Regions from separate parts of the Homo sapiens genome. Here region 1 is linked to region 2. A link is a loop called in an ENCODE intact Hi-C map of the cell type or tissue named here. Cell type or tissue: HepG2. All regions are shown on one strand. Each heading gives the region's core, and the rest is flanking DNA. Links, peaks and the distances in the headings are about the cores only. Region 1 has its middle 30 kb from the start of CHN1. Region 2 has its middle 23 kb from the start of ATP5MC3.

What was found. Hi-C counts contacts between places; a loop is a spot of excess contacts. Peaks named below come from ENCODE experiments on the same cell type or tissue, not always from the same donor. Only the 100,000 strongest peaks of a DNase experiment are listed, where the experiment ranks them.
Region 1: a loop joins it to region 2, with 3 times the contacts of the local background. A loop is called at or near these places in 2 of 110 quality-filtered maps.

Annotation. Positions count from the first base shown.
Region 1 is chr2:175,029,930-175,040,891 of GRCh38, reverse strand. It overlaps the pseudogene RPL21P31. Among named protein-coding and RNA genes, the nearest start is that of CHN1, 30 kb to the right of the region's middle. RefSeq lists a silencer at 9,712-9,781. In HepG2, for the core only: a CTCF peak has its summit at 4,158 (motif pointing left); a DNase peak (open chromatin) is centred at 4,151; H3K4me3 peaks cover 406 bases.
Region 2 is chr2:175,199,672-175,210,633 of GRCh38, reverse strand. No RefSeq gene overlaps it. Among named protein-coding and RNA genes, the nearest start is that of ATP5MC3, 23 kb to the right of the region's middle. RefSeq lists a silencer at 6,727-6,866. In HepG2, for the core only: a CTCF peak has its summit at 6,803 (motif pointing left); a DNase peak (open chromatin) is centred at 6,803; H3K27me3 peaks cover 662 bases.

The DNA.
Region 1 (10,962 bases), core at 986-8,985, 170 kb after region 2:
CTCAAATGATCCACCCACCTCGGCCTCCCAAAGTTTTGAGATTACAGGCATAAGCCACTGTGGCCCTGGCCTTTCAAACATACTCTTATATTAGACAGAAGAACCTAAATTTTGAGAAATGTATTAATAATTACTGGATGATGGTAACACAAGTTGGGATCTAAAAACACTAAAAGAAAAAACAATTATTGGGTGAGTGTATTAGTCCGCTGTCACACGGCTGTAAAAAACTACCCAAAGCTGGATAATTTATGAAGAAAAAAGGTTTAATTGAGTCACAGTTCCACAGGCTATACAGGAGGCATGGCTGGGAAGCCTCGGGAAACTTAGGAAACATGGCGGAAAGCAAAGGGGAATCAAGCACATCTTACCATGGCAGAGCAGGAGAAAGAGAGAGAGTGAAAAAGGAAGTGCCACACACTTTTAAATCATCAGATCTTGTGAGAACTCACTCACTATCATGAGAACAACAAGGGGGAAATCTGCTCCATGATCCAGTCACTTCCCACCAGGTTCCTCCCCCAACACTGGGAATTACAATTCAACATGAGATTTGGGTGGGGACACAGAGCCAAACCCTATCAGCGATTATCCATTTGAGTCTATCAAGCCTTTGTGAGGAGAATGGATTTTTTTTTTTCTTGAAAGTGATGAATATTCCCACTCCCAGTCATCCTGGGAATAGCTCAGGGCACATGAAAAGCTTTTGACTGGAGTGAATGTGACAAGTGTCCCAGGACACTGATTGGCTGGGATTTGGGGCATGTGGACAGTGAGCTACTTCTAACTCAGGAGGGCTGAGAGTGAGGAAGGGACCACCAGGTTAGGCGCCCTGGGAAGGTCTGAGCTGGTGTGGAAGTAATACGTTTCTGGGTTTGTTTGTTTTGTTTTATTTTTTTTGCCTTTTTTTTTTTCCCCTGTAAGATACTTTCCCCCCCATCATCCCAGGACTTACAGGAATGTTTCATTAAGTATTCTTAAATGTGCCCACCTAGTCTCAGCTCTTGCTGTGGGTAACTGAGGCCAAGTTGGTGTGGGGAGAACAGTCACAGCTGGCGAACATAGTCTGGCATCAGCAGGCTGAGGTGGCTGTGACAAGCAGAGAGCCCTCCTGGCTTCTTAGCTCCCACACCTCCTCAGGCACTCTTCGGACTCAGTAACCAGATGTGGTTGCCACTGAGAGTTGGCTGGGCCTTGTGCTCTGGGTCTGCAGTCACCTGTGGTCACCCTGGCCAAAGAGGCTCTGGGCCCAGACCTTGCCACCTGTGTACCTTCTGCTCAAGAGGAAGAGGCCCAAGGCAAAGCCCCCATAGCCCCTGGGCTGGGACTCCTTTTATAAGCAGATTCTGTTCCTTGCTCATTTTCCTAGGGGTGCTGTTGACGTTGGTATTTAATCATTGGTCCAGAGGAGTTATTGAAACTGTGCTAAGTGGCAGTGTGGTCACAGAAGGAAAAGCCCCAAGTCCACGAAGTTTGCAGTCTCATCAAGGAAGCCCTGGGGGTAAACAGTTGGTGCTCAGAGTCCTTTGGAATGTTTCTTGCCAACTGCTTCCAACAGTCCACTCCTGCGGATTCTGCTGGTGGGATCTTAGGGGTATAATTATCAGTGGAATTAGCTGAGGAGTTAGCATGAATGTGGAGGGCCTTATGTAAATTACGACTTTGCGGAGCCTGTTTGTTTTCCCCAAAGGTCACAAGATAAGACCGTTTTATTTCATGGAATTCCAGAAGAAGGGTCTGGGGAAGGTAGACTAAGCAGTCACCAGTGCTCTATTCAGAGAAACAGTGGCAGCTGGATGACATGAGATGATAGATACCAGAGGCTCATTTGGGAGGAGAACAGGCTTTTGGAGACAGTGAAGATGGCTGTAGCTGGGTGGGATGCTATGAGGTCTCTGCCCTGTGCCCCGCTCACTCTTCAGCAAAGTCACAGAGCATCATACAGTATGAAACGTGTTTGGAATTCTTGGGACAAAGGAGAAGGGAAGGAACTTCACTTCTGGGCCTGATCCACAACTGAATCTAGAAGATCTAGGCTTGGGCCGGGCGTGGTGTCTCATGGCTGTAATCCCAGCACTTTAGGAGGCCAAGGCCGGTGGATCACTTGAGGTCAGGCATTCAAGACCAGCCTGGCCAACATGGTGAAAACCCATCTCTACTAAAAATACAAAAATTAGCTGGGCACGGTGGCACGTGCCTGTAGTCCCAGCTACTCGGGAGGCTGAGGCAGGAGAATCCCTTGAACCCGGGAGGCAGAGGTTGCAGTGAGCTGAAATCATGCCACTGTGCTTGAGCCTGGGCAACAGAGGGAGACTCCATCTCAAAAAAAAAAAAAAAAAAAAAAAAGGAAAGAAAAAAAAGATGTAGGCTCAGGAGCTGAGGAGCTGAAGAAAGAGAGAGAACGTAGTAGTGGAAGTAATGGGGTGGGGAGGCTTTTGAACTCATCCAGAACCCGGAATTGGTGTTCAGGCCAGGTTTCACTAAGATTTCTGGAGAAGCACAGAGGCCCCAAGCAATGAATAGCCTAAGGATCTTTCTAGTGGTGGCCCTCAAATTAGCTTACTGCCTGGATCATTGGGACCAGCAGGTAAAAGATGGCACACTTAGGTAATGTGACAGGAGTTTAATAAAGGAACTATATACAGAGGGGTGGGCAAGGCATAGGGATTCTATAAGTTTAGTAATTGGACCCAGTGGTGGTGAGGGCAGAGGAAGAGAGAAAACTGTGTAGAGAGCTGCATGGCAGATCTGGAGAAGTTCAGTTGATAGTTGCAGCCAGCAAACAATGACCCCCCGCCCACCCCCGGGAAGGGAGCTGGACAAACAAATATCCCAAGCTCTTTTTTCTCCTTCCCTCCCATCTCCTGTCCCCTGGCCAAACTCAGTCAAAAGCCAGAGGGCAAAGAAACCTGTTTGTGCATTCTATACAAGTCAACCCCTCAGAACACAAAACAAGATAGAAACAGGTGGACACTGGACCTGGGGTGGAGGAAGGAGAGCAAAGAGAAGATAAGCTGCACAACTCCCGTACGTTATTTAATGTTTTCAAGCAGAAATATCAGTGAATTTAAGATGCCCTTGTACTTCACACCTACTATCTATCAAGTGTTCCATATCAACACTTTATTTTTTATTTTTTTGAGACAGAAACTCGCTCTGACCCTCAGGCTGGAGTGCAGTGGCGTGATCTCAGCTCACTGCAACCTCCTCCTGGGTTCAAGCGATTCTCCTGCCTCAGCCTCCTGAGTAGCTAGGATTACAGGTACCCACCACCACGCCTGGCTAATTTTTGTATTTTTGGTAGAGATGGGGTTTCCCCATGTTGGCCAGGCTGGTCTCAAACTGCTGACCTCCAGTGATCCACCTGCCTCAGTCTCCCAGTGTGCAGGGATTATAAGCATGAGCCACCACACCCGGCCCCATGTCAACACTTTAAAACATGCTCATTTACAGATGAAAAAGCCAAGGTTCAGAGAGGTAGAGACTTGCCCAAGGCCAGAGAGCAGGTGAGCAGCAGAGTTAGGCTGCAAACCTCGGTGCAACATAGAGAAAAAGGAAGGCTTTGGGTTAATACATAAAGTCCTCTTTTGCATCAGTGTGAGAGAAAACATATTTATTTTATTTAAATAGTTTTTTCATTAATTGAGACTACTTTCTTACATGATCCATAATTAGGCAACTTTGGTTTTTAACAAGGGGTTTTTAGTAATAAACTTACAGAAGATTTAGTGTATCCAGCACAGGAGTTGCAGAAACTATTAATTAAGAAGACTAAAAGGTTAGTATGTATCTTTAATGTAAAAAAAAAGTTGATTTTTTAAAAACATGAAATGTTTATTGAAAAGAAGAGTACAAGAATTATAAATACACAATGGTTTCTCAAGCAGGCATAGATTCATACTTCTTATAGAAGGCCGCCTTCCGCATCATTCCATTCCCCTGGTCTTTTTAAAGGGAAGAAAAAATGCACATTCCATTTTCATTGTATTTAAAGACAAATAAAACAGGGTGTAACACTTGAGAAAAGCAAAGTTTTCATTTATACCATAGCTGGTCTAGAAAATTAGAATTAGAAAGTAAAGATTAAAACCAAAGTGCAGCAGGTAGCATGTGTACTTTTCAGTGCGTGTACTGAAACAGGAGTCAAAGGTTAAGTTTCACTCTTGATTTAATTGAACAAAACACCACCTAGTGGTAGTGAAAAATAAATACTTTGGAAGTGAAGAGAACATTCATTTTTTGTAAAAATGTGGGGTTTGGGGCTCTAACTAAATAGCCGGGCAGGTACGATCCTCTTGCACTAAACATCATTCAATAATCTTCTTTATGCATGTGTTCCAGTACAGTGTAGATAGCCAAGGGGATAGAGTCTCTACTTTGAAGACCAGAAAAATATCTTTCCCAAATTTCAGATTTTTTATTTTCAGAACCAGAACATGATGATAATTTGCTTTATTAGGCCTATCAATGAGTCCTATTGTGTTCCCTTCTCTGCGAAGCCCTAGTAGTCACCTCCACTCTTCTCTGGGCTTTATCCATGTCCCCGTCTCTCTGAAAGAGATGGCTTTGCTTTTGCTTCACAGAGAAAAGGGGAATCTTCAGATGGGACCTTGCTCAACTTCCTGCCTTGGATCTGTACGCTGACATCTAGACCCATCTTCTCTCCTTCCCTCCTCTTAGGAGAGAATAGTTTTCCTCTTCCTGTCTGATCTCAAGCCTAATGCTTCCACCAGGACCTGGGTATCTCTCCTAAGCCCCCGATGATCTTTGGCCATCTACCCATCTCTGCTGTCCTGTGCCTTCCTTCTTTTCTCCCCACTGACTCATTCCCTGCTTTGTTAAAATGAGAGATAGCTCCCGTTCTAAAAATAGACTAACCTCAAATTTATTCAGTGACCCTCTAGCTTTAGCTCTATTGTCCTTTACAGCCAGGCTTCTTTAAAAAGACTGTCTACACTTGCCGTCCCCAATTCTTCATCTGTTATTCATGCCTTAACCAAATGGTATCTGGACTCTCAAGGCATCTCTGCAACATTTGCTTCAAGTAGTCTTTTATTCCTTACTGAAGTGATTTTGTCCCTTGACTTTTATGACATCACATGCTCCTGGTTTCCCCTACCACTTGCGGCTTCTTCGAAGTTTCCTCTTCCACCTGCACTTTAAATGTTGGTGTCTGTTGGAGATGGCTTTGACTCTCCTACATTCTCCCTGGATATTTAATCCACTCACGTGGCTTGATTTCCTAGAGGAGCCTACAACCTCTTAGTGCTTGCCACGTTACAACCACCTCAATACTGTTCAAAATGTTTAGTACATTCTTTTGAGTGTTCATTTAGGCTCAACTCCACCTTGTTGCAAGATGGAATTGGGGTGTAACTGTGTGCCTTCAAAATCAAGAACTATGTGGTACATATGGTGCTGAAAACTTTACATTAATTATCTCACTTAATCCTCAAAGCACACTCAAGAAGCAGGTTCTGTTTATTTCTTCTACTTTGTAAATGATAACACTGTAGAACTGGGCAAATAAATAATTTTCCCAAGGTCACACAGCGCTAGGATTCTGTGATGGTTAATGTCCTAAATTAAATTATACAATTTGTATTCCTTTACTCTACCCCTCCCACTCCAGCCATCAAGCAGTAATAGTTTTCTAGATGCACGACCAACAGAGGAATGCTGGAAACAGTCTAGAACAAAGAAGTTATTGCCCAATTTTGACTTTCAACATGGGCATTTTAAAGCCCATGGTAGAAAAAATAGTATCAAGGAAGGCTTTCTGTTATAAGAACTAAGCCCTTGAATGCGATAAGAGATTTTGCTGTACTTTCAAACACTTGAGAACTAAGCTTGGAAAATTAATCACAGATGGTACCATGAAACACTGAGAAGGGAAATTGCAGAATGTGACAACCAAGTCGCGCTTCCTGGTTGGGAGAAGAGCTTGGAGAAATTTGGGGAAATGAGTATATGTGTGGGCCTGCTCACACATATACTTCTGTAATATTAGGAGTAACATCCCCCTAGGATATTTCAAATAGTATCACAGGGTGTACAATCCCAGTGACATTAGGAGTAACATCCCCCTAGCATATTACCAAAAATATCACAGGATGTACATCCACTGTGACATTAGAAGTAACATCCCCCTTGGATATTACAAATAACATCACAGTGTGTACACTCACTTTAATATTAGGAGTAATATCTTCCTAGAATATTACAAATAATATCACAGTGGGCGTACACACATGGTGTTAGAAGTAGTATCTCCCTAAAATATCATGAAAAATGTCACAGGGTGTACACCCACTGTGATATTAGAAGTAATTACTACTTAAGATATTAGGAATAATATCACAGTGGGTGTACATAGAGATAGGGGTAGAAAGCTTATTCAGTGGAATAATAACAGAGAACTTCCCAAACTTATAGAAGTAACATCCCACTAGGATATTACAAATAAAATCGCAGGGGGTATACACACATGATGTACACCCCCTGTGACATTACGAGTAGCATCCCCTTAGGATTACGAATATCCTAAGGAATATCCTAAGAAAGATATCAATATCGAAGTACAAAAAGGTTATAGAACACCAAGCAGATTTAACCCAAAGAAGACTACCTCAAGGCATTTAATAGTCAAACTCCTGCTTCATTTTGGCTGGAGCTGCCATGTTCCAGTAATTCACCAAAATGACAAAAACAAAGGGAAAGAAGAGAGGCACCCAATATATGTTGGTCTTTTAGAAAACATGGAGTTGTTCTTTTGGCCATGTATATGCAAATCTGTAAGGAACATGATATTGTAGACGTCAAGGAAATGAGTACTGTTCAAAAAGGAATGCCCCACAAGTGTTATTATGGCAAAACTGGAAGAGTCTATGATGTTACCCAACATGCTGTTGGCATTGTTGTAAACAAACAATTTAGGGCAAGATTCTTGCCAAGAGAATGTGTGTGTGGAGCACATTAAGCACTCTAAGAGAGGAGATCGCTTCCTGAAACGTATGAAGGAAAATGATCAGATAAAGAAGGAAGCCAAAGAGAAAGGTACTTGGTTCAATTGAAGTGCCAACCTGCTTCACCCAGAGAAGCACACTTCTAATGAGAAGTGTTTGACACACAAAGAATAAATGCTTGAGGTGATGGACACCCCATTTATCTTGATGTGATTATTTCATATTGCATGCCTGTATTGAAATACCTTATATAACCCATAAGTATTAATATCTACTATGTACCCACAAAAATTAAAAATGATAATTTTGTTTTAGAAAAAGATGGATTAAAGAGTTAAATGTTAAGACCTCAAACTATAAAAATCCTAGAAGAAAACCTAGGAAATACCCTCCTAGACAAACAATTTATAACTAAGTCCTCAAAAGCAATTGCAACAAAAGCAAAAATTGACAAGTGGGACCTAATTAAATTTAAGAGCTTCCGCCCAGCAAAAGAAACTACTAATAGAGTAAACAGACAACCTACAGAATGGGAGATAAAATATTTGCAAACTATGCATCCAACAAAGGGCTAATATCCAGATTCTATAAGGAATTTAATGCAACAAGAGTAAAACAAGTAACTGCATTAAAAAGTGAGCAAGGGACATGAACAAACACTTCTGAAAAGAAGATATACAAGGGGCCAAGAAACACATGAAAAAATGCTCAACATCGCTAGTCATTGGAGAAATGCAAATCAAAATCATAATGAGATACCCTCTCACACTGGTCAGAATGGCTATTATTAAAAAGTTAAAAAAAAACAACCAGATGGCAAGGATAAAGAGAAAAGGGGATGCTTATACACTGTTGGTGGGAATGTAAATTAGCTCAGCCACTACTGCAAGCAGTTTGGAGATTTTGCAAAGAACTGAAAATGTAACTACAATTCAACCCAGCAATCCCATGATTGGGTATATACACAAAGGACAGTAAATCATTCTACCAAAAGGACATCACAGCCCTATTCACCATAGCAAAGACATGGAATCAACTCAGGTGCCTATGAATGGTGGATTGCATAAAGAAAATGTGGTACATATACATTATGGAATACTATGCAGCCATAAAAGGAATAAAATTATATCTTTTGCAGTCACTTGGATGCAGCTGGAGGCTATTAACCTAAGCAAATTAATGCAGAAACAGCCAAATATTGCGTGTTCTTACTGATAAGTGGGAGCTAAACCTTGGGTAGACATGGACACACAGATGGGAATAATAAACACTGGGGACTCCAGGAAGAGGCATGGATGGATGGGGACAAGGTCTGAAAAAACTTCCTATTGGATACTTATGTTCACAATCTGGGTGATGGGATCAGTAGAAGCCAAAACCTCAGCATTATGCAATATACCCTTGTAACAAATCTGCACATGTACCCCTGAATCTAAAATTAAAGTATAAATTTTAAAAATAATTAATGGCTTAACACTAAAACACAAACTAATCTGAACTATTCTAATGATTGACAGTAAAAGCATTACTGAAAACAAAAGGAAACTTATTGCCATCTAATTCAAGTGCTTCTGATCCAGCTGCTATGCCTGCTTTTGTGTATCTCAGACAGAGACCAAAAACAGAGAAACATGGGCTTAGAGTCTGATTTAGCCTACAGTTGAGAAGAAAAGCTAGAATTTGGGACAAAGAACTAAGAAGACATGCCATGCAGGAATTTTTAGGACGTTCCAAGAGCTGTAATCCAAAGAGTTTGCAGCTAGGAAGCTGCTACTAGTTCACCTGCCGGTGGACACTGGCCCTACCCACTACCCACTAGACTCTGCACTGTTAGCCCTGTGAATAATTTCTTTTCTTTTCTTTTCTTTTTTTACTTTGAGATGGAGTCTTGCTCTGTCACCCATGCTGGAGTACAGTGGTGCGGTCTCGGCTCACTGCAAACTCTGCCTCCTGGGTTCAAGCAATTCTCTGCCTCAGCCTCCCAAATAGCTGGGATTACAGGCAACCGCCACCACGCCTGGCTAATTTTTGCATTTTTAGTAGAGATGGGGTTTCACCATCTTGGCCAGGCTGGTTTTGAACTCCTGACCTTGTGATCCACCCACCTCAGGCTCCCAAAGTGCTGGGATTACAGGCGTGACCCACCGCGCTGGGCCAGTGAATAATTTCTTAATGATGTCTTGATCTTTGCATTATTGCTCAGGAGTTAAAGCTGCAAGTGGCAGCATCTGATTGGCTGAGCTCAGCCCCCAAGCTCCTCATGCTGACTCCTCAGGGATGGAGAAATGGGTACCCTCCCCTTGAAATTCTGTAGTGAGAGCGAGGCCTTTTCTCACAAAGATTTATGCAATGGAAGACTCACCCAACAGAGAAATAAAGTTTGGATGCTCAGTAGCCAAGGGAACTAACAAACATCCACCATAGTGAAATATGAAATTGAAACATCAGAAGCTAAAACCAAAAATGCCTAGAACTGCTTTTCAGGTTGAAATGGTCTAGGAAATTTAGGGATACTTCACTGATTTAGATAGGAACAATTTCAAATTTATTTACATTTCAACTGAGCAGGGCAGGACTGGGAAATACTTCATGGGGGGTACTTCCATGAAAAAAAGTCACATTTCACATAAGGAGCCTAGGAAAAGCAGAAGCAACTCTGAGGACTCAGGAGCTGGCTGGGAGAGCATCCAGGCAGCTGTGCACATGGGCACAGTATAGTCAGGACTCTGGGTCCACCTGGTGGTGCAGTTTTTCTTCAACTTTTCTTTCACTGCAGTTCACTGTGGATGGCCCCCATTTCCCAGCAGTGTGGCAATGAGCAAAAATGGGCCCAGATACAAAGCCTAATGTGAGTTCCCTGCATGACAGTGGAAGAGGGGGTGATTAATCAAGAAGACAGTTCTTCATGGGTCGGGATGGGAACCTGGCAGCTCCGGGAGTGCTTTTCCTTTAGGGACACACAAAACACTTCAGCACTGAGGAACAGAATTTCTGTGATTCTGAGACTGGATGCACAATTGACACCAGGGCTCTTAGGGGTCTCCACCTCATCCTTAGGGCCAAGACAGCAGACAGACAGCTGCTAAAGCTGTGGCCCTGTGAAGCTCTTCTTGGCCTGTGGGTCACTCTTCCTCCCTCTTTCCCACAACCGTCTTCTATGGACTATGTCAGCAGAGAGGCTGCCTGGGCAGCTCTGCTGTCCTTGCTGTGTCTCTTACGGCCTTTGACCACAGCTTCTCTCTTGCCCAACACTTGTACGTACCACCTGATTGGCTGCATTTAATCACTGCTTCCTAGGTTTCTCATGCTTTCCTTCTCTAGTTTAAAAGTCCAGCACTTTTTTCTACCTGCCCCTTTTGGTTTCATGTTAGGGTTTCCTGTGGCTGTGCCCCACAACTCAGAGATGTACCCAGGATGATGTCAAACAAGTTGAGGTTATTGCTTGGAGATTGACTTACTGCTAAACAATGTCAATATATGTCTTTGGGGTTGCTACACACAGATGTCCTTGGCTGTCAGTATCATGGAATCTCTCATCATGGCAGTGATGCTATGGGCAAGGCCCTTGGATCTCACCACCTTTATTCAAGAGACAAGCTGAACCCGACCAACTTTCTTAGAAATATAATTTAGCAGTGTTGTTTTTTTCATTAGGTTTAATTAAATTCAGTAAAATGTATGTATCTTAAGTGTAAAGCTCAGAGAATTTTTATGGACATGTGTCCCCATATAATCATCCCCCAGATCCAGGTATACACACGTAAATGAAGTCTGACAGCATGAGTCAATTGGAGCTAATTTCTGCATTCAGGGGGAAAACAGCTAAGACAGTGATTCTCAAACTTTCATGTGCTTCCGGATCACCTAGAGGGCTTATTGAAACACAGATTGCTATTCCCAGGTAATATTAATGCTTCTTGTTCAGGGACCACATTTAGGGAATCCCAGGGCTCAGGACTGCTAGGAAGCGCTAAACTGTCTCCAATTCATAGACATG
Region 2 (10,962 bases), core at 2,077-10,076:
GAAGGAATAGGTGAAGATTAAATAGAAACTGTTATTTTTCTTCTTCTTAGTTGGTTTTCAGATAACAGTTTGTTTCAAATAACAAACATATGTAGTTTGTTGTCTAACATTAATTTAGGAAAATTCTCAGTCATTATTATTTTAAATATTTTGTTTCTTACTCTATTTATACTCTGGTATTTTCATCATACATATGTTATGCCTTTCATTGGTTCCAAATAACACCAACGATATTTTCAATTATGTATGCGTATACATATGGTTAAATATGCTTATGTACACATATGCTTATATATACTTATATATAAGTAAAATAAATGGACAGCAATGATACAGGGGAGATGAATTAGGATTATTTTGTTATTGTAAGGTACCTATGCTACCTGTGAAATGGTAGAATGTGACTTGAAAGTGGACTTGGATTACTTGTAAACGTATATCGCTAACTCTATGGCAACCACTTTAAAAATTAAAAAGAAAAGTACAACTGATATGCTAAGAAATTGAATTATATGTAGTGCTTACTTAAAACTACAAAAGGCACATAAAGAGTAGAAAGCAAAAATAGGAACAAAGAACAAGAGCAACAAATAAAAAATAGTTTTAAAAGTCATCTATATGTATATGATTTATACATATAGATGACTTTTAAAATTATTTTGTATATATAGTAAAAGTATATATAACATATGCAAAAGTATATATTATATATAATATATATATATATATAAATCCAGAACACTGAAAATATCAAATCGTGGTGACAATGTGGAGCAACAGGAACTCTTATCCACTGCTGGCAGGAATGCAAAATAGTACTGCCACATTGAAAGACAGTTTGAGAGTTCTTACAAAACTAAACATACTCTTACCACAAGATCCAGCAATTTCATTCCTTGATGTTTACCCAACAGAGTTGAAAACTTAGGGCCACACAAAAATGTGCATATGGATATTTATAGCAGCTTTATTAATAATTGCTAAAAGTTGGAAGCAACCAAGAAGTCCTTCAGTAGGTGAATGGACAATAAAATGTGATACATCTAGACATGGGATATTATTCAATTCTAAAAAAAAAAATGAGCTATCAAAGCATAAAAAGACATGCAGAAACATTAAATGTACATTACTAAATGCAAACCATCTGAAAAGGCTACCTACTATATGATTCCAACTGTATGATATTCTGGAAAAGGCAAAACCATGTAGGCAGTAGAAAAATCAGTGGTTGCCAGGAGTTAAGGAGGAAAGAGGGATGAGAAGGCAAAACACAGAGAATTTTTAGGACAGTGAAACTATTCTGTATGATACTATAATGGTGGATACATGCCATTACACAATTGTCCAAACCTAACCAAGAGTGAACCCTCATGTAAACTATGGACTTTGGGTGATAATGGTGGGTCAATGCAAGTCCATCAGTTGTAACAAACGTAGTACTATAAGGGGCAGGGAGTATAAAAATACAGGAAGTTATACATGTGGGAAGGGCAGGGGGTACATGGGAAATCTCTGTACCTTTCACTCAATTTTTCTATGAACCTAAAACTACCCTAAAAAATTAAATCTACTTTAAAATATGTATATATATATAAGTTTTTTAAAAATCAAATTAGGCTGAGCACAGTGGCTCAAGCCTACAAGCCCAGCACTTTAGGAGGCTGAGGCAGGAGGATCACTTGAGTCTAGGAGTTCAAGACCAGCCTGGGCAACCCAGGAAGACTCTGTTTCTACCAAAAACAAAAAAAAATTTTTTTAATTAGCTAGGCATGGTGACTGATTTGGTCCTAGCTATTCGGGTGGCTGAAGTGGGAGGATTGCTTGGGCCTGGGAGGTCAAGGCTGCAGTGAGCCACGATTAGGCCACTGCAATCCAGCCTGGGCAACAGAGAGCAACCCTGTCTCAAAATAATGATAATAATAAATTAGTGAAGACCTCAGAATACTGATGATAAATGGGGAATAAATCTAGCTCATGAACAGAGTAAAAGCCTAAATAAAAATACAGCAAAAAATGATAATGATATTTTCAAAGGAACAAATGTAGCTGATCCAAACCTTGCAGTTTTAAAGCATTACATTTGTACTCTATGGTCCTTTAGAATGGCTTCCAGCTTACTGAAGAGAGACTGCCTCTCTACAGGCCAAATTACAACACTAAGGCAGATTGAGGGAGAAATATAATCAACCATTTGTTGATTATTTATTTTTTAATCATGTCCTCAAGCATGTACAGATGTAAGAAAGCATGTGGCCTCAGACTGGAGCTGTTTGCAAACAGCAGGATTGCCTGGCCCAAGAAATGGCGCTTGGTGTGTGATGAAAGCCACCCTTCTAAAACCGTGTTTGGTTAGCACCTATGCCCTGCTGAAATTGGCATAGCACATTCTCTGTGGGCATGCTGCCAGCCTAACAGATGGGCCTGAATGTAACCCTGCCAGAGAATCAGTGTGTGCAATGAGTTCACAACTGTGGTTAGACTCCTTTCCAAAGATGTTGCATCTACTTAGGCTGCCCAGCAAAAATTTCTGACTTTCATGTCTTCAAATGGCATTAATGAATAAGTAAATAGTTCTCGAAATCAGTGGTTCTCAAACTGTGGTTCCCTGGACCAGCAGCACCAGCACCATGTAGGAAATCACTAGAAACACAAATTCTCAGGCCCTACCTTTAACCTACTGAATCAGAAACTCTTGGGGTGGGGCCCAGCAACACGTGGTTTAACAAGCCCAGCTGCTGATTCTAATGCAGCTAAAGTTTGAGAACCACTGCACTAAACGACTGGTTCCCAAACATTTGCATTATTTGAGAATTTTTTTAAAATACTGATGCTTATGCGTCAAGTCCAGAGATTTCAATTTAATTGGTATATGGTGCAGCCTAGACATCAAGAATTGTTACATGTCCACAGTTGACTCTAATGTGCAGCAGTGTTTGAGAAGCACCATTCTAGCTCATCAGAATACCTAGCACAAGCTTTGAGGAGAAATGCTTCAGACCTTCCTAAATGCAGATAAGTCTATATTGAAAGAGAATATGTATAGATCTTTGCTTAAATAATTCTTTGATTGATGGATCATTTTATTTTGAGCCCTGAGATATAATAAAGTTTATGTAAAATCTGGCTTTCAGCAAAGCTCCTCTGTGGGTCACTTACCTTCAAGCTTACCTTTTCTCACAGTACTATATTTAACTTTGCTTCTGATTTCAGTGTGCTTTTTTTATCTCATTGAACTGGACACCTTCTGATGTAATATCCTAAACCCCTATTCTACTGGTATCCTGCTCCTTGTATCTTCTTCCCAGTGAGGGAGAGACCTGATATCAAAATATTTAAACTTCGAACAATCTCAGTTGAGAAAAAAAAAAAAAAGGCTCTTTAAGCCGCAAGGTTACCCTGCATATTTGGTATTCATAAGTATTTTAATAAGAAGACAAGAGGAGGAAAACTTGATATATCAACTAATTTGCTAGGTTTTCCCAACTGATTTCACATCAAAACACATATAGAAATGATAATATTCGCACAATCCACTGGAGTGAATGGGACAGGTGGCTGACCACCTGTCTGCTTTGAGGGCAAGAGATCAAAAACTCACACACCAAATTCACTGTTGGGAAGGTCTGAAACGATGAAAATGCAGATACACAAATGAAATGTTAACATAGTTTTATGAAAAATGAAATGGAACAAATAAATACCTGTTTCCTTTCAGGTTTTCATCAACAAATCTATTTTAACATGACAATGATGGTCCTTTATTGTACTTTTGACACTGCTAAGGTTCAGCTTGATGCTGATAAGAAACAATGAGGTGAGAAGTTAAGTGACTGGAATTAGCTTCCTACAGTAGAAGTCACTCAGTTATGTCACTTACCAGCTATGTGACCTTGAGCAAGTAATTTAATCATGTTGTACTTTAATTTACCTAACTACAAAATGCAGAAATAATAGTACCTGTCTCATAAGATTAAGAAATGTTTTGTTGGCCAGGTATAGTGGCTCATGCTTGTAATCCCAGCACTTTGGGAGGCTGAGGTGGGTGAATTGCTTGAGCTCAGGAGTTCAAGACCAGCCTGGGCAACATGGCAAAACCCTGTCTCTACAAAAAATACAAAAAAAAAGTAATATTTTTTAAAAAGGAAAATTTTTGTAATTTATCTTTTATTGATATGTAATAGTTATACATATGGGGTACATGTGATATTTTGATACATATATACAGCATGTAATGATCAAATCAGAGCAATTGTGATATCCATCACCCCATCATTTATCATTTATTTGTGTTGGGAACATTTCAAATCTTCTCTTCCAGCTGTTTTGAAATATACAATAAATTCTTAACTATAGTTGCCCTACTGTGCTAGCGAACACTAAAACTTATTCCTTCCAGTTCCATCTGTGTTGTTGCAAATGACAGGACTTTATTCTTTTTATGGCTTCATAATATTCCATCATATATACCATATTTTCTTCATTAATCCATTGATGGACACTTGGGTTGACTCCATATCTTGGCTACTATGAATAGTGCTGCAATAAACATAGGAGTGCAGATATCTTTTAGATATACTGATTTCCTTTCTTTTGTATATATACCCAGCAGTGAGATTGATGGATCATATGGTAGTTCTATTTTCAGTTGTTTGAGGATGTTATGAAAATTAAATAAGTTAATATAAAAAAGCACGTGGTAAGTCATGATTAAATGGTCGCTGTTCTTATTAACACTGACTACATTTAATTATTGCATTGGTGGACCTACTGCTAGCCCATAACTTCATTTCCCTTATCTCCATCTCCCCTGACTCTGTGATGATGGATCTACTGAAGGAATGGACATTCAACCACTCTTTTTTTTTTTCATTATTGTTGTAAGATGAGTCATTCAGCCATTCTAACAGATGAACAGAACAGGGTACCGGCGAAGTCCAAGGAAGTTGTGAGGCATGCTTCTGCAGTTGCCTGACTACACATGATAAATAGCCTACACTTTCCAGGCTATTTGTGATAACTCCAGCTCCCCAAAAACTCTGGACAGTGGCTTTGTCACTTACAGGCTTGCTGCATAAATAAATCTTAGCTATTCAATATCTATATTATTCATTCAAAAAGGACTCTGAGCAATTTCATAAAGATCAAAAGTAGAATAATGGTAAGCAGGTACTGTAAGGAGTGAAGACTTACTGTCTAATGGATACAGAATTTCAGTTTGGGATGATGAAAAAGTTATGGAGATGGATGGTGGTGATGGTGGCACAACAATGTGATTATACTTAATGCCACTGAACTGTATACTTAAAAATGGTAAAAATGGAAAATTTTATGTCATACATATTTTACCACAATTGTTTAAAAGGACTTCGAAAACAGGAAACAGGAATATTATTCTCTCATATTCTCCTACTCTAGTTAGTTACTTTTGTTGGTAAGGGACAGATATTCACTCAAGTTTCCACAAGTAATGGCTGTTTATTGCAAGACTTAAGATGGAAGCCAGGATCTCATGGTGATCAATGAGCAGGGACCAGAAATGGAACAGAAACTGGGACTGTACCAAGAACCCTCAGGAGCAAGAACTGTGAGCCTTCCCTCAAGAGCTCCACCAGAAACACTGCTCAGCCTCCTCTTGTCCCTGCTTCTCTTCACATATCTTCTAGCTAAACCGTATGTAACTAACCTGCACAATGTGCACATGTACCCTAAAACTTAAAGTATAATAAAAAGAAAAAGAAAAAAAAAAGACTGAATTCCTCTTCATCTTTTCTTTTTCTAGTAGCTTAAGCTTAGTTATTGTCTCACCTTCTGCAAGGCTTAGTTTCCTCATAATCTGGCTGTGCTCTTGGCCTCTATTCTACATTATACCCCCACTATACATTATTTCATATCAGTTTCTACTATGAGTCCCCTCATATTCTGTATCCCGAATCAGATTCTCATAGGTAAGCATATAATTGGTCCAACTTGTTCCTCTTTGAACAGTTTTTTAAGCTAAATCACCCCATGAGCTGCTCTCCCATCATACTTTGGCTCCCTCTGGTCTAAGCAGCCATATTAAAGGTGGATTTATATGGTTTAAAATATGGCCACCTTCAACTGCCTCTTTAGCAGCAGTGGTGGATATGAAAGACTGTGATAGCCCCATCCAGTACAATCTTGTTTGCTGTATCTTCTCTCCTTATGCTCTGGAATAATAACCCCTCTCTAGGCAAAGCCACAGCAACTACATCTGGGTTCAGTGGCATCTTAGACATTTGTATATATCAGGAGGATCTCTACTATCAAATAGAGCTAAAGACCAAATGGCTGGCCTGGAGATTACATCAGCAGCAGCACTGGAGATCGCCAACACATGTCCCTACCAAAGAGCATGTTTCAGGTGAGACCACAATGCAAAACTATTTTAAAACACTTAGCTTGATTTTACAGCACATTTTTTACCCCTATTGGTTAATCATTATGTTCCTAATTTTGGCATAGCGTAAATCCAAAAAAAATCCTCTGGACAAACGTATCATTTTAAGTCAGCAAATTATTTTTAGTTCTTGGTCATTAAATCCTAACATATATCTAGCACGTTTGGCCTGTAGCAATTGTATTAATTATTGATGTTTTAAACTGCAGAAAATAGTTTATCATGTGGGCAACAAACTAAGTAAAATATCCCCTAAACTTGGAGATATAGGGCACTATTTCTTGAGATATCAGATCGGGCTGTCCGAGTCCTGTAGAGCAGCTGGCTCAATCCACCTCTGCAGGGCTCGAAGCTTCTAGGCAGAACAGGCAGAAAAGCTGCATTGTGGGTGCCCCCAAGTGGGTACAATTTGATGTGCACGCTGAGGATTTTCTCGCCAGCTCCTCTAGCATTCGGTCATGTCTGTGAAGTGATTTTAAAGATGGAGAAAAGCTAAAACGCGTGTATGTTTTACAATATACATCTCTCATAATATCAACTGAAGCAATATTTAATGTTTCAGTCTACCACAGATCATTTATTTTCTAGCAAATGTCTTTCAGAAATGTTTTCAAGTTATGCTGCCATTAAAATATGGAGTAGAAAAAGAATGGAGTTTAGTGTCAGACAAAACTTGACTTTGAACACTGGCTCAGCACCTTACTAGCTGTGTGGCCTTGGGAAATTCATTTTACTTTCCTAATCTATAGTTGTCTCATTTCTAAAATAAATTCAGGAGTATTGGAAAGGAAATTTACCTCGTAGGGTTATTTACTGGATAAGGCAATAACGTAATATGATCAGTGTGCAGCACATTGTAAGTGCTCAATAAATATAATTTATTATTGTTTGTAAAAAATATTTATTGAGATATACTGATATATTAAAATTCTAGGAGGTCCTCAATACCTTTTCAATAAATCCCTTTCCTACTTAAATCAGCCACAGGCAATTTCTATTATTTACAACTAATAACTGGGAAATATATATGATCATAGCCAGGAAAAAGTATGCAGTTGACCTGTATTCTTCAAAAATGTCAATGTGGCTGGGCCCACATTAGAGGGGAAAAATTCTATAAAGAACCTTACTGGAACAATTGATGAAATTGGACTATGAACTGCAGACTAGGTAAAAGTTTTATATCAATGTTAAATTTCCTGAATTTGATAACTATACTGTGGCTATGTAAGAGAACCTTCTTGTTTTGAGAAAATATGCACAGAAATATTAAGGGGCATAATGCAGGCAACCTACTTTCCAATGGCTTAGAAAAGTAATTAAAATATCTATAAAATGTCTTTGTGCAAATGTGTATAGATGATAGACACATAGATGTTTATGTATACAGTTAATACCATACGTGTGTGTGTGCATGCATGCACACAGTCAGAGAGAGTATTAAAAATTATGGAAAATGGCAAAATTTATTGAATCTGCATAAAAAATAAATAGGAATTCTCAGCATACTTGCAACTTTTCATGGTTTAAAATTTTAAGTTTAAAAACCTACGTTTAAAATGTACATAAAGAAATGTAAAAGGTAGTGAAGTAGCCCCTGAAAAAAATTAGCTAACTATCCAGAACTTTGAGAAAACACACAAAATTTTTGCAAATTCTTTAGCAAATAATATCTGTTAAATGTTAAATGAATGTCTGCTCTCTAAATAACATTGAAATATATCAACTAATTCTTTTTGAAAATTGAGAATTAAAACATAAATGGTTTTCATGAGCAAGAAAAATTATGAACTTCAAGAGCTCAAAGGAACCATAGAGATTACCTAGTCCAGGTTTCTTTCAAAGACAGAAAATCATCCAAATTCCCTTAGGGACACGTCATCCACTCTTACTCTATGAGATAATCACCCTACACTAATTACTTGATGGTTTAAAATTATATATGGCTCATTATTCTGAAAACTAGTAAATAAAAGGAAAAACTCAACAATTTAATTCTGGCTTTTTGGTTCTAATTGTATTATCGGGTAACAAAAATCGTTGATAAAGGAAAGCTCTTCTTTGCAAGATAATTCCAGCTAATAGACGAAGAAGAAATGATAGGAAAAGAATATTGTCGTTTTTCAATTCTGATGAAATAATGGATCTAGGTAGTAATCATTAATGGCCACTAAAATCACTAAGTGAAAAGCTGACAGGGAATTATAATAAATCAGGCTGACCTCACTGATTAATTACAACATCACAAAAAAGACAATCAGATGTTATGTGTCTCCTAAATGGTGCACATAGGAAGTACACAACATCACCTGTGAATGCTATTTGAAGAAAGCAAAAATCCAAATCAGACCAAGCCTGTAGCTCTAACTCCCAGTTTAGAGGGTATATAGGGTTCAGATGAACATGTTTAGTAATACCATGAGGATAAAATTAGCAAAATCCAAAATGTGGGAAACTGCATGACAAAAAATCTAGTTTGTTCAACTAATCAATTTGAAAGAAGAGGAAGGGAGAATCTATAGATTAAAAGAGACTTAAACGACATATGACTCATTATAATTTATAGACTTGTTCAGATCTTTAATTTCAACAAACCAACTATTAAAAAATATTATATATTTTTTATATATTGCCTGATCCTTTTGAATCAGGCAATCAGATCAACACTAGCTGGATCTTTGATAATATTAACAAAGTGTTAAATATTTTAGATGTGATAGTGGTTTGTGGTTATGTTTTTCAGAAAAGAGTCCTATGGAAATCATACTTAAACATTTATAATTTAAATATTATGATGTCTGGAATGGGTTTCAAAAAAAATGAGGTAGTGAGGAAACGACGTGGATGAGAAGAATAGAAGACACAAGATTGACCACGTGTTGATAAGTGCTAAACCTGGAAGACAGGTGGGAATTTATTATACTATTTCCTTTCTTAATATGTTTTAAATTTCCATTATAAAATTGTAAACATTATTTTTAAAAGATTGAGGTAACTTTGTTTACTGAAATTGAAATACTAATACGTATGAGTTGAAAAGTCAAGGTCGATTAAGGTAGCTCTGTGCTGTGTTTACTGAAATTAAAATACTTATACATATTAGTTTTAAAATAATTTTTATTATGGTAAAATATACATAACATAAAAGTTACCATTTCAACCATTTTTAAGTGTACAGTTCAGTTGCATTAAATGCATTCACATGTTGTGCAAACATCACCACTATCCATTTCATGAAAGATGAACTTTTCATCTTCCCAAGCAGAAGCTCTGTGCCCATTAAGCAATAACTCCCAATTTCCCCTGGCCCCGGCCCTGGGAACCTCTATTTTACTTTCTGTCCTTATGAATTTGCTAAACCTAAGCATGCCACATGAGTAGAATCATATACTATTTATCCTTTTGAATCTGGCTTACTTCACTTAGCATGTTTCCAAAGTTCATCCATGTTGTAACACACATCAGAACTTTACTCCTTTTTAAGGCTGAATAATATTCTATTGCATGCGCATACCATATTTTGTTTATTCATTTATTTGTTGATGGACATGTGGGTTCTTTCCACCTTTTGGTTACTGTAAATAATGTTACATGAACATTGACGTACAAGTATCTGTTTGGGTCACTGCTTTCAATTCTTTTGAGTATATGCCTAGAAGTGGAATTGCTGAATCATATGGTAATTCTGCGTTTAACTTTCTGAGGGACTACTATACTGTTTTCAACAATGACTGCCATTTTATATTCCCAACAGCAACAAACAAGGGTACCAGTTTCTCCACGTCCCCACCAACCCTTGTTATTTTTCTTTTTTTTTAATACCAGCCATCCTAATGTGTGTGAAGTGGTATTTCATTGTGACTTTGATTTGCATTTTCCTAATGACTAGTGATGTGGGTTTTTTCATGTGCTTAATGCCCATTTGTATATCTTGTTTGGAGAGGCATCTATTCAAGACCTTTGTCCATTTTTATTTATTTATTTATTTATTTTTTTGAGATGGAGTGTCACTCTGTCACCCAGGCTGAAGTGCAGTGGTGCTATCTCAGCTCACTGCAACCTCCACCTTCTGGGTTCAAGCAATTCTCCTACCTTAGCCTCTCAAGTAGCTGGGACTACAGGCACACACTGTCAGGCCTCTGAGCCCAAGCTAAGCCATCATAACACCTGTGACCTGCACGTGTACATCCAGATGGCCTGAAGCAACTGAAGAACCACAAAAGAAGTGAAATAGCCAATTCCTGCCTTAACTGATGACATTCCACCATTGTGATTTTTTCCTGCCCCACCCTAACTGATCAATTGACCTTGTGACATTTCTTCTCCTGGACAATGAGCTCCCCACTGAGCACCTTGTGTCCCCCACCGCTGCCCGCAAGAGAAAACCCCCTTTAACTGTAATTTTCCACTACTACCCAAATCCTATAAAACTGCCCTGCCCCCCCCCCCACCGCCCAGCTCCCTTTGCTGACCCCTTTTTTGGACTCAGTCTGCCTGCACCCAGATGAATAAAAAGTTTTATTGCTCACACAAAGCCTATCTGG